Regions from separate parts of the Homo sapiens genome. Here region 1 is linked to region 2. The links are chromatin contacts, found by Hi-C or POLR2A ChIA-PET in ENCODE. All regions are on one chromosome and are shown on one strand. Each heading gives the region's core, a stretch centred on a gene start or an enhancer-like site at or near the end of the contact. The rest is flanking DNA. Distances are from core to core; before and after follow the strand shown.

Region 1 (5,658 bases), core at 2,026-4,525, 54 kb before region 2:
TAGGCCAGACAACAGAGCATTACTCAAAATGCTGGACAGAATAATACATCCTCAGGGAGATACTCCTTTCCTTATGTCTTATGTTTTTATTTACACTGATTTTCTTCTGAAGGGTTTACTCACTTTCCATAAACTGTTATTATTAATCCTATGACTCTGCTGTAAAAAGTGAAAAAAAAGTATCTCTAGAGAAAGAAAAAAAAAATCCAATAGTTAAATCAGGTTTTTTTTTAAAAATAAATAAATAAAAGAATTTTTAGCTTTTTGACTATTAAGATTACAATGAAAACTAGGACTATAAAGGAAATAACAACTCTGAAAGGAAGTTTTCTTTCCTGTGGAAATGAACACGGAATTAAACTGAAGTTAATTAAATTCAATTTGCTCTAGTCAAGATCAATATCCTGCTAAATGTAAGAAAAGCAGCACAACTTAATGGGTTACAAGAAAAGTGAGATTTCATACCTAATAAGTTTATTCTTTAGCAATGCATTACACTCAAGAGCACTAACAAAATTTACAGTTATTCCTACATTACCTAGTATAAAACTCTGGTCTATCGTTTTCCACTCACAGGTGTGCAAATATGGGCATTTCTCTCCCTTATAAACTGTCATATTTATCCATTTCTTTTCAGGGATAAATAATGAAGTGTTTTCCACTTAGGTCTCCCTAGGCATATTAGCTGGAAGCTTCCGTAATTTCATAGCACAACCACTCATTTTCTTAAACTCTGTCTGGATATATGAAACAGTGATTTTTACCAATGGGAACCCACTTTTGTAAGTTTAAGATTTTAATATTAGCAAATTTTAGAATTAGCAAACAGGCAAATAATGTAAGGCCACATAAACTATGGAAGAAATAAACCTAGACCAAAAGGAACCCAACTAAAGGTTGATAAAATTTAAAATATAATCTTGATTACAACTCTGCTTCCTTAGAGAAATACAATTTTCATTTCTATATGTAGAAATGTATAGTAAAAGTATTTCATGGTCTAATTTATTTTAAACATTTACAAATTTTTTTACTCTATGGTTCTCTTTATCACCTTTATCTAATTCTCAAAATATGAAATCATGGTAGTGAGTGAAATAAGTCTTTGATCATTAGATAAGGAGCTTAATTCTAATGACTTAAATTCTAATAATTTAAAGTATTACTACTTTTAAACTAGAAAAATTTTTAAATAAAACCTTTGTGTAATGATAGAATGTTTCAATAAAAATATAATAAATGCTCCTACCTATTGTAAAATGAGCACTGCATCAGTGGACTTTGTGGACTGGTCGCGATATTTGCCAATTCTGTTAGCCAGTCCACCTCATTTTCACGGTAAGTAGTTTCTGGTATGTCTGAGGTATTTTGGTTCCAAGATGATCTTGGGTATTCTTGATGTGAAACATCTGAACTCAGCTGGTACATGCCAGATTGGGTAGGATCACTTTGAACTGCCTGAAGTTCAGGAAGGTCATCTGCAAATAAGCACACTCAAAATCATAAAAAGGAAATTACTAATACAAGGAACAATATTATAACTGCAGTTAAAAGAGAAGTCCTCAATTTTAGCTAATTAATTTTGAGAGAGGAAAATCATAAATTTAACATTCTGTTCACAGACTGGAAAAACATGGTTTGGTTTGTGTTTTCTGCTTCTTATTCCCCCTAGTGTTTTGTACCTCACCTAGGAGTGATCCATATGCCACTGAGATATTTTTACATTAACAAGTTAATGAAGAAAAAGGCATTTTATGTGTGCAATATGGACTTATTACTCACATACTTTAATAACCTGTTATACAGACTATAAACAATAATTTCCATAATGATAATATAGATCACATAAATATTTAGCTACTACTTACACAACTCTGTGTTAAAGTATTTCTTTTTACTAATAAATTCTGAACTTGTTAATATTTACTGGTTATTTATCGGTTATTTTTTCCTATAAGTGCATTCCTAAAAGGCAATTCATGATACCCTTTCAGCTCCCCATAAGATGACTGGAACTATTACCCAGCTACCACTCATGCACACACCAAGCACTATAAGGAACATGAATTCCAAAATACTGAATTCTTAAAAAAAATTATATATATATTCTTTTAAAAAATCATATATATGTCTGTATGTATGTGTGTATGTAGTAGGGAAGAAAAAGCATCTTGAAGGCTTAAAAAAAAAAACTCTCCACGAAACACATACCTACAAACTCCACAAACCTATTGGGTCCCTTAAATATACAAGTCAAGAAAATTTCTAGTCTCCTAAATGTCACTATAAAAGTATGTATAACTCCTATTCAGGCAAATATTCCAGAATAGTCTACTAAAACCGAAATGTCCTATCTTAAAAAAAAAAAAATTTTTTTTTGAGATAGGGTCTTACTCTGTTGCCCAGGCTGGAGTGCAGTGGTACAATTATAGCTCACTGCAGCCTTGGACCCCTGGGCTCAAATGATCCTCACGCCTCTGCCTCTCAAGTAGCTAGGACTACAGGCATGTACCCACCATGCCCAGCTAATTTTTAAAGAAAATTTTTGTAGAGATGATATCTCACTACGTTGACCAGGCTGGTCCTGAACTCCTCCCACCTTGTCCTCCCAAAGTGCTGCGATTACTAGCGTGAACCATCATGCCAAGCCAAACTGAAATGTTTTAATTAGAAGCACTGACTCGGGATATCCATTTGTAAAAACTGACTTCTTTCATGGAGTCATGAAGGAGCCAAGGAGTTCTAGAACATCACACTAATTTAAAATAATTCTACCCTACAATTTTCATGCTGATATAGCTATTTCCTTTCCCTCACTGCCTTTGACCAACATTTATTTACTGCAAAGGGTTCATTTCTGTTTCTGAAGTTCAGGAAATTACTTTTTAAACGAAGTCATAGGTGGAAGGGGCATGTTATTTATACTCCCCTCGGCCCTAAGTTTCTGAGTTCCTCCTTAAACCAAAAACTGAGGAAGATCAACTACCTGATTAAAATGGCACTCCTTGCTCAAAAGTAACCAGTACTCAATAAATACTAGGGTCCAGAAAATCCTTGGCATTCAAGCAGGTTATGTGTCCCAAGAGCTTAAGATCTCTAAATTTCCAAACATTACCATAGTACATAATCTCCTCCATTTCATCATTTGTAAAATTAAGACAGCTGTATCTTCTCCCCAGGGTTTTTATAAACATGAAGGAAACCCCCATATATTAAATGGGGGCAAAGCCAAGCTGAAAAGCTGGGCAGCAAGCCAAGGTGACTCATTAGCTCCATACTCCTGAACACCAGCCTTGAAGCAATACAATTCAAAAACACACCTCAACAAACTTACACATTTCTAAAGGTCACATATCTCCAGGAGTAGTTTAGCAATAGTAACAACCATAAATGTCAGATCCTCAAGTTTCAAGGGTCCACTGTAATTTCCACATCATACCAGCAAATCTGCCACGAAGAGTGGCTAAGCATATTTTACTGAGCTCTCTCAAGTATATTTCAAAAGTAGCATCTTTCGAAAAGCCACGAGTGGGGTCCAATCTTTACACACAAAGTAAAGTAGTTTAATTTAACAATCTGTAAATGAGTGTCTACAATAACCATAAATAGCCCAACTCATGTTGGTTTTAAGTAGTATTTTAAAAGCAATAAAAGAATGCTGAAAATTCCTAATATACAAATACTTCATATCCCTTTCTAGCCAGTCAAGGTTGGTGGAGAAGCGGGCTAAGTAGAAAAATTTATCTGAATCTTAGTGAGATTTCTATATAACTTTTAATTTTGCTTACCAAGCTCCATGTGTTCATCACAGGAGTTATATCCAGGTGAAGATGGCAAATTCTCATTACACTGCAGCAACTCCAATGAGTCATTCATTCCTGAGGCTCTCTTGTCCATCACCAACAGGAGTTTCTGTACTGCATTAGGCATCTGATTTGTCTTCACTTCCCACACCATGTTATGGTGCTCTGACTTAAAATAAAAACGACATTAAGAAATGATGTCAAGCCATGCAATTTGGGCAGTACACAAACCTAAAATAAATCAGAGACATGACAATGTTGTTTTGTTTTTTTTTTGAGACATAGTCACACTCTGTCACCCAGACTGCAGTGCAGTGGCGTGATCTCGGCTCACTGCAAACTCCACCTCCTGGGTTCAAGCGATTCTCCCGCCTCAGCCACCTAAGTAGGGGGGATTACAGGCACATGCCACCACGCCGAGCTAATTTTTGTATTTTTAGTAGAGATGGGGTTTCGTCATGTTGGCCAGGCTGGTCTTGAACTCCTGACCTCAAGATATCCGCCCACCTGGGCCTCCCAGAGTGCTGGGATTACAGGCGTGAGCCACCACGCCCGGCCACAGTGTTAGATTTTAACTTAATCATACACTGCCATTTATAGCTCCCTCAAATCCTTTAGACCCGGATGACTCCTTAACATCTTGGCCTACAACTGAATACTCAGCACTAAATCACATTTCAATCCCAAAAGATTAATATCTTGAATTATAAAAAAAAGTCTTTTCTGCTGAGGAAAAATGGCATTGTATATACTTTTATTTAACCTAGTAACCGTCCTTTCAGATGCAAAAACTGAGACTAATAGGACTCTTTTTTTCACTTGTACCTTCAAATTCAAAAGGAAATTTAAAAACTTTCCTTAATAAAAGTTAAAAAAAACTGGAAGAATATTCTATTTTGTCCTTTTTTAAAGATTCTATTTTAATGTCTCTATTTACTGTGTTTTTTATTTTGTTTCTTCATTCTGAAAGTGAACTACTTCAGCACACTTAAAAAAATACATTTTCTTTTTTTTGAGACGGAGTCTCGCTCTGTCACCCAGGCTGGAGTGCAGTGGCACAATCTCGGCTCACTGCAACCTCTGCCTCCTGGGTTCAAGCGATTCTCCTGCCTAACCCTCCCTAGTAGCTGGGATTACAGGCGCGTGCCACCACACCCAGCTAATTTTTTGTATTTTTAGTAAAGACAGGGTTTCACCATGTTGGCCAGGCTGGTCTCAAACTCCTGATCTCAGGTGATCCACCCGCCTCGGCCTCCCAAAGTGCTGGGATTACAGGCATGAGCCACCGCACCTGGCCAAAAAAAGTACATTTTCTAAATAACATTTCAGAGTTTCTTAAAATGGTCATATATTACAATTCTCATAAAAATAAAAATGTTCTTAGGTTTTCTTAATGAAAATTTGGGACCTAGCCATAATAAAAGATACCTGTCATTCTGAATAGGATATTATGTATAGAAAGATGAATAATCATCATGGGAAATTTAAACAACTAGTAAATCTACCTGCAAGCCTACAAAATTATCACAAGGAAGAGAATATGGGTTAATAAATTTAAATAATTTCTCAGCAAAATCCAACAACTAAATATTATTATGAAAGGAAAATGTGGTTGTCTCTTTTATTTCACCCTTTGGACAACGATCGAATTAGTTCTTTATTTAACATAAGCAACAATGGTAAGATTTTTCTGATTTCTCAGGCTCTAGTCTAAATTCCATTTTTTAAAAAAGTTCTAGCCTGATGCAGTAGCTCATGCCTATAGTTCCAGCTACTTAGGGTAGACTGAAGGGGGACGACAACTTCAGCCTATGCGTTGGAATCCAGCCTGGGCAATGTAGCAAGACCCCCCCTC
Region 2 (5,438 bases), core at 1,918-4,417:
TTACCCTATATGATCTAAAAAGGGGAGGCATGAATAATCCACCCCTTGTTTAGCATATCATCAAGAAATAACCATAAAAATGGGCAACCAGCAGCTCTCGGGGCTGCTCTGTCTATGGAGTAGCCATTGTTTTATTCCTTCACTTTCTTAATAAACTTGTTTTCACTTTACAGACTCACCCTGAATTCATTTTTGTGCGAGATCCAAGAACCCTCTCTTGGGGTCTGGATGAGGACCTCTTTCCTGTAACAAAAGGATAACTTAAAGCATTCTTGTCTCAGTCCCATGTTTTCTTTTGAGAGCCTAGTGCGCGTACAGGGCCGTGAGCCATCTGCTACTTACAGAGTGATGCAAAGATACAAAAGACACAGTTCCTGCCCTCAGACAATGGACAGATGAAGTGACTGATGGATCCTGGGTCTGGTCAAATTTAGGCCTATCAAAGCCAGTAATGGAGACTCAGAGATGGACATACAAACTCGTAATGTGTGGGCCTAACATAAATCTCCAAAGTCACACAATGTACTGTGTTCTGGAAGACGTAATATAAACATAAATTACACTAGAAACAAAAGAGATTTTTAAAATATTTCAGACTGTAAATATGACGCAGTATATAACTGGTATGATGCAGTACATGAATCTTTATAAAAACGTCCTTTTTAAGAAGACCTCATTTTAAAAAGAGCAGGTATTGATTTAATGCTTCTCCTCTAGGGCATCACCAAAAACTTGAAGATGTTGAGTTTGACCAAATAAAAAAGTCGAGGTAAGTTACAAAAGTTGACTCTATTTTCACATTTGGAATATGGCAGCAGAGGTTCACTCCTAAATAACTATACAGCAATGACTAAGCATAATCTGAGATGAAGGAAGCAGAATATGTACATCACAGTGCAAGACAAAGTCTGAACAGCACGTGCACTCATACCAAGAGTGGGTATTCTAGAAATACCGAACCCAAAAATTAGAGATTTCCAAATCCTTATAAAGGACCAAAAAAAAAAAAAAAAAACCTCACCTTAAAGCCAAGTGAAATATTACTTTTAATCTGTATAATACACAGATAATGAGTTTATACACATTCAAATATAATTACTACCACTGGCTGTAAAGAGAAACAATCCTCCATGGGCCCTGAGCATCCCTGCATATTCCTGATGGGTACGAAGAGGGCAAGTTCCTACCATCTTTTTACCTGTGCCATTTCTCAGGGCTGTTTTTGTAGCCCTGAGATAACATCTTGAGAGATGAGAGAATATCTTCCACAGGACAAACACCTCAGGCTTCTTTACTTCTTGCTCCAACAGCAGTATATTCCCCCAAACTCAATATTCCTCTCCTGCAGTTCAACCTACTGTGCATTCAAGCATCCGCAAGGGGGCCTTTACCATCACCCCAGGGTGATCAGCTTACAAAGAGGGCAAAACTCAAGACCCTGTACAGTTCTTGACACTGTCACTGGGGGAAAAAACAAAGCCATTTCTATTATTAAGATTTATCTTACCGGATCCAGATTCTTAAACAGCAGGATGTCTTTGCAAGCCTCTTGCAACCTATTTCTTTGATCATCAGTTTTTGGATGTATAATCTAAAAGGACATCAGATTTAAAAAACAAAGACATTAGCCAATACCATCTCACTCAAAGAGATTTTAAAAACTAACAAAAATCAGAACCAACATTAGAAAGAAGAACTGTTAGCGCTCAAGTTTGCTTCAGGTTGGTGCTGAGATTCACTTTTGGTGACTGGTAACTTATGAGCCTACCAAGTAGGGGAACATAATTCACCTTGTTCGGGGGAGGTTGGTATCCATTCATCAATATAGCACTGAAATGTTTTTCAAAAGCATATTTTCCCCTAGGTTAGCAAGTTCATTATGCACACAACTGTGACTGGCTAGGAAGATTCCAAAGCTCCCAGCCAGTGGGGACCCGTACAAAAGGACAACAGGTGCCAGCAGCTACACTGAAAATTTGGACTGCTGTCATTCTGTTTCTACTGAGTTTAATACTCTTTCAGGATGTAATTCTTTCTTTTGAATCTTGATAAGGTCCCTGGAAAGAAGTAAAATGTTTAAATGTATATGGCATTAGATGCCGAATATATTTTTACACATGTGGTATGTACCTGCCCCACAGCGAGCAAGTGATTTTTAGAAGGGAGCAAACAATCATGCACTGCCACTCCAAGAGAATATGTGTTCCAGGGAAAAAGAGTCCAAGGAGGCTGGCTGGTGCACTGATTTCAGAAGGAACTCAAGGAAACTAGTGTGCTATATTCTCACTAAACTTGTATTCTAGAGTGTGAAGAGTGGCAGAATGCCGTGTGTGTAAGTGTGGCTTGCTATCTCTCGAGTCCCTTTTCACTAGCAGGAGGCTCAACTGACTTGGACCAAAAGGTCCACTCTTTTGTGAACATGAACAGTTTGTAACTATAAAATGAGTTAGAGGGGCAAGGGGTAGTCCTAAAAGCAGCAGACACGGAGTTGGTTTTCCTGAAGACCTACACACCACCCTTTCCTATTCCAATGCTCACTCAAAGAGTGACCACAAGAGCTGATGGGCAGGTACCTTGCCTCTTCAGGCAGCCTGCCCTACCATCAGAGCATCAGAGCTCACAGAATCAGGCAGCAGTGGAGTTTATAGCCACAAACATCAAAACTCACAATGGGAAATTTAAATCAGCATTTCAAACCACATCAGATGGCTAAAAATTAATGAAAATTATAAGCCTGAAAAGAATTGGGGAAACTTATAGTATTGCTAAACTATTTATATGTAAACTATTGATATATATACCATTTATTTGCATTATGTAAAGACTACATGAAAGAACTACTAGCTAGTAAGAGAAAGGGTCACTGCACTTTCCCCTCTAAGGGTAAGGTAGATGTAAACCTTTGTTTACTATCTGCCCAATATTCATCTCAAACTAGATTCTAAGATGACACACAAACACAGACAAAGTAGATCCCAGGGACTTCTCATTCACTGCTGCATAAGAAACCTTTAAAATTCAGGTATTAACCAAACCACACCAACCAAACTTCACTTCCTCCTACTTCAAATAAGGAAGGCTAACACACTAAAACAAAACAGAAAGTCATTTCTCACTTCACAAAATCCATCTAGAACTTCAAACCAAAGCAACCGAGATGTCTGCCTGCTGAGAAGCTGTTCTCAGAAAGGAAAGGGGGGAGAGGAGAGTGCATCAGGCATCAGTATCGTGCACCTGCTTCGCTCTGGTCAACTTTATGTCTTTCTCTCCAACCCATTCAATTCCTATAAGCCTTCACACAGAAATCCAGCTTTTTCCTCTTCTCTCTTCTTCCTGCTACCTCTCGTACCAATGACGACTTTTTTTTTTTTTTTTTTTTTTTGAGACAGATTCTCACTCTGTTGCCCAGGCTGGAGTGTAGTGGTGCGATCTCAGCTCACTGCAATCTCCGCCTCCCGGGTTCACGCCATTCTCCTGCCTCAGCCTCCTGAGTAGCTGGGACTACAGGTGCCTGCCACCACGCCTGGCTTTGGTTTTTTTTTTTTTTTTTTGTATTTTGTATTTTGTATTTTTAGTAGAGACGGGTTTTCACCATGTTAGCCAGGATGGTCTTGATGTCCTGACCTCGTGATTTGCCCAGTTCAGCCTCCCAAAGTACTGGGATTACAGGCGTGAGCCAGCGCGCCTGGCCTCTTTTTTTTTTTTTTTTTTTTTTAAGACACAGTCTTGCTCTGTCACCCAGGCTAAAGTGCAGTGGTGGTGCACTCGGTTCCCTACAACCTTTGCCTCCTGGGTTCAAGCGACTCTCCTGCCTCAGCCTCCTGAGTAGCTGGGATTACAAGTGCCTGCCACTGTGCCCAGCTAATTTTTGTATTTTTATTAGAGACAGGGTTTCACCATCTTGGCCAGGCTGGTCTCAAACTCCTGACCTCATGATCCACCCGCCTTGGCCTCCCAAACTGCTAAGATTACAGGCATGAGCCGCTGCACCCAGCCCAATCACCATTTCTAAGTAGTATTTTTTTTCTCAGCCCCACCTCCATCACTATGGTCTACTGCTCTCCTCCTGTTTCCCTTTTCCCTCACCCTGCCATTACTCCTCAGCACTCAGAGTCCACTCTCTGTAATTAACCTCGTCGGTAAAATCCCTCTTCACTGGGGAAAGTAAACAGCCAGAAAGCGGGTGTGGTCTCTGACACTCCAGCTCCTCTGTACTGCAGCCACCTGCTCTGAAGATGCTCTCCTACATTTTTCCTCTGGGGCTTAGCATGATCCCACCTAAGGGATCTCTCTCTGGATCACTGAGGCCTCAGCAATACACCCAAAGTGTGATTTTAGTGTACTAGAGGCCACTTTGGTTTTCATTAAAATTCATTCCTGATTTCAGATAAAAATTTTATTTGTTAAACAAACATAGCATAAATACATGCCAGGTACTATTCTAAGGGCTTTACTAATATTAACTCATTTTATCCTAGTGACAGATCCCATGAAGCAGGTTAAGAAATTTAGAGTTAAGGAAATCAACTTGCCCAAATCACTTGTCCAATGTCATCCAGTCCACAAGGTGCAGAGCCAGAATTCATGCCAGCCAGGCCAGCTACAGAGTCTATATTCTAAACCAGGGATCAGCAAACTACACCTGCAGGCAAAGCTGTTTTTGTATGTATGGCCTCTAGGCTAAGAATAATTTTACATTTTTTTAATGACTGGGGGAAAAAAAATCAAACAAATGATAATATTTCCTGACACATAAAATCTATATTAAATTCAAATTCAAGCGTCATAAAGTTTTAATGTAACCCAACAGACATGCCTTTCATTGATGTATTACCTACAGCTGCTTTCAAGCTACTATAGCAGAACTGAGTAGTTGCAAAGGAGACCCCATGACTCCCCAAAGCCTAAAATATTTACTCTCTGAAAATAGTGCATTTTTCAGTTAAAAAAAAATTTACCAAAAAAAGTTTGCCAACTTCTGCTCTAAATTTCTGCTGCCTTTCCATTAAAAAAAAAAAATTAGAAAAACAGTTAACAAGTAAGGTTTTAACTTAGACATTTTCTTTAAAGAACACTGTATATCGGTCAGGCACAGTGGCTCACGCCAGTAATCCTAACAGTTTGGGAGGCCAAGGTGAGTGGATCACTTGAGGCCAGGAGTTCAAGACCAGCCTGGCCAACAGGGCGAAACCCCATCTCTACTAAAAATACAGAAATTAGCCAGGTATGTGGTGGTGCATGCCTGTAGTCCCAGCTACTCGGGAGGCTGAGGCATGAGAATCACTTGACCCAGAGGCTTGGGGGCTGTGTTTTGATTCCTACACTGTTTCACTGTTTCTTTAGCACTTCATGTTTTTTAACTTTTCACTAATTTATTCACTTGTCTGCTTCTGCCACTAGACTGTAAGCTCCAAGAGGGCAGAGACTTGTCCATTTGC

Evidence for each region. A loop is a pair of places that touch in the nucleus more often than their neighbours do. ChIA-PET counts read pairs that join two places held with the same protein, here RNA polymerase II (POLR2A).
Region 1: POLR2A ChIA-PET joins it to region 2 with 17 read pairs in T-cell. The contact joins two enhancer-like sites. A Hi-C loop is called at or near these places in 1 of 37 single-sample maps with no recorded cell type. POLR2A ChIA-PET finds 5 or more read pairs at or near these places in 5 of 52 experiments (GM12878, OCI-LY7, T-cell and 2 more).

What each region holds. Positions count from the first base shown.
Region 1 is chr7:107,178,193-107,183,850 of GRCh38, reverse strand. It overlaps HBP1 (HMG-box transcription factor 1), which reads right to left. Exons shown (of 11, transcript NM_012257.4): 2 at 3,789-3,972; 3 at 1,250-1,478. The coding sequence starts at 3,957. Among named protein-coding and RNA genes, the nearest start is that of HBP1, 12 kb to the right of the region's middle. Within about 2 kb of position 3,275, at least 6 of the 41 ENCODE cell types and tissues checked have a DNase peak (open chromatin) inside an H3K27ac peak, as active enhancers do.
Region 2 is chr7:107,124,365-107,129,802 of GRCh38, reverse strand. It overlaps PRKAR2B (protein kinase cAMP-dependent type II regulatory subunit beta), which reads right to left. Exons shown (of 11, transcript NM_002736.3): 4 at 1,508-1,591. Among named protein-coding and RNA genes, the nearest start is that of HBP1, 42 kb to the left of the region's middle. Within about 2 kb of position 3,167, at least 6 of the 41 ENCODE cell types and tissues checked have a DNase peak (open chromatin) inside an H3K27ac peak, as active enhancers do.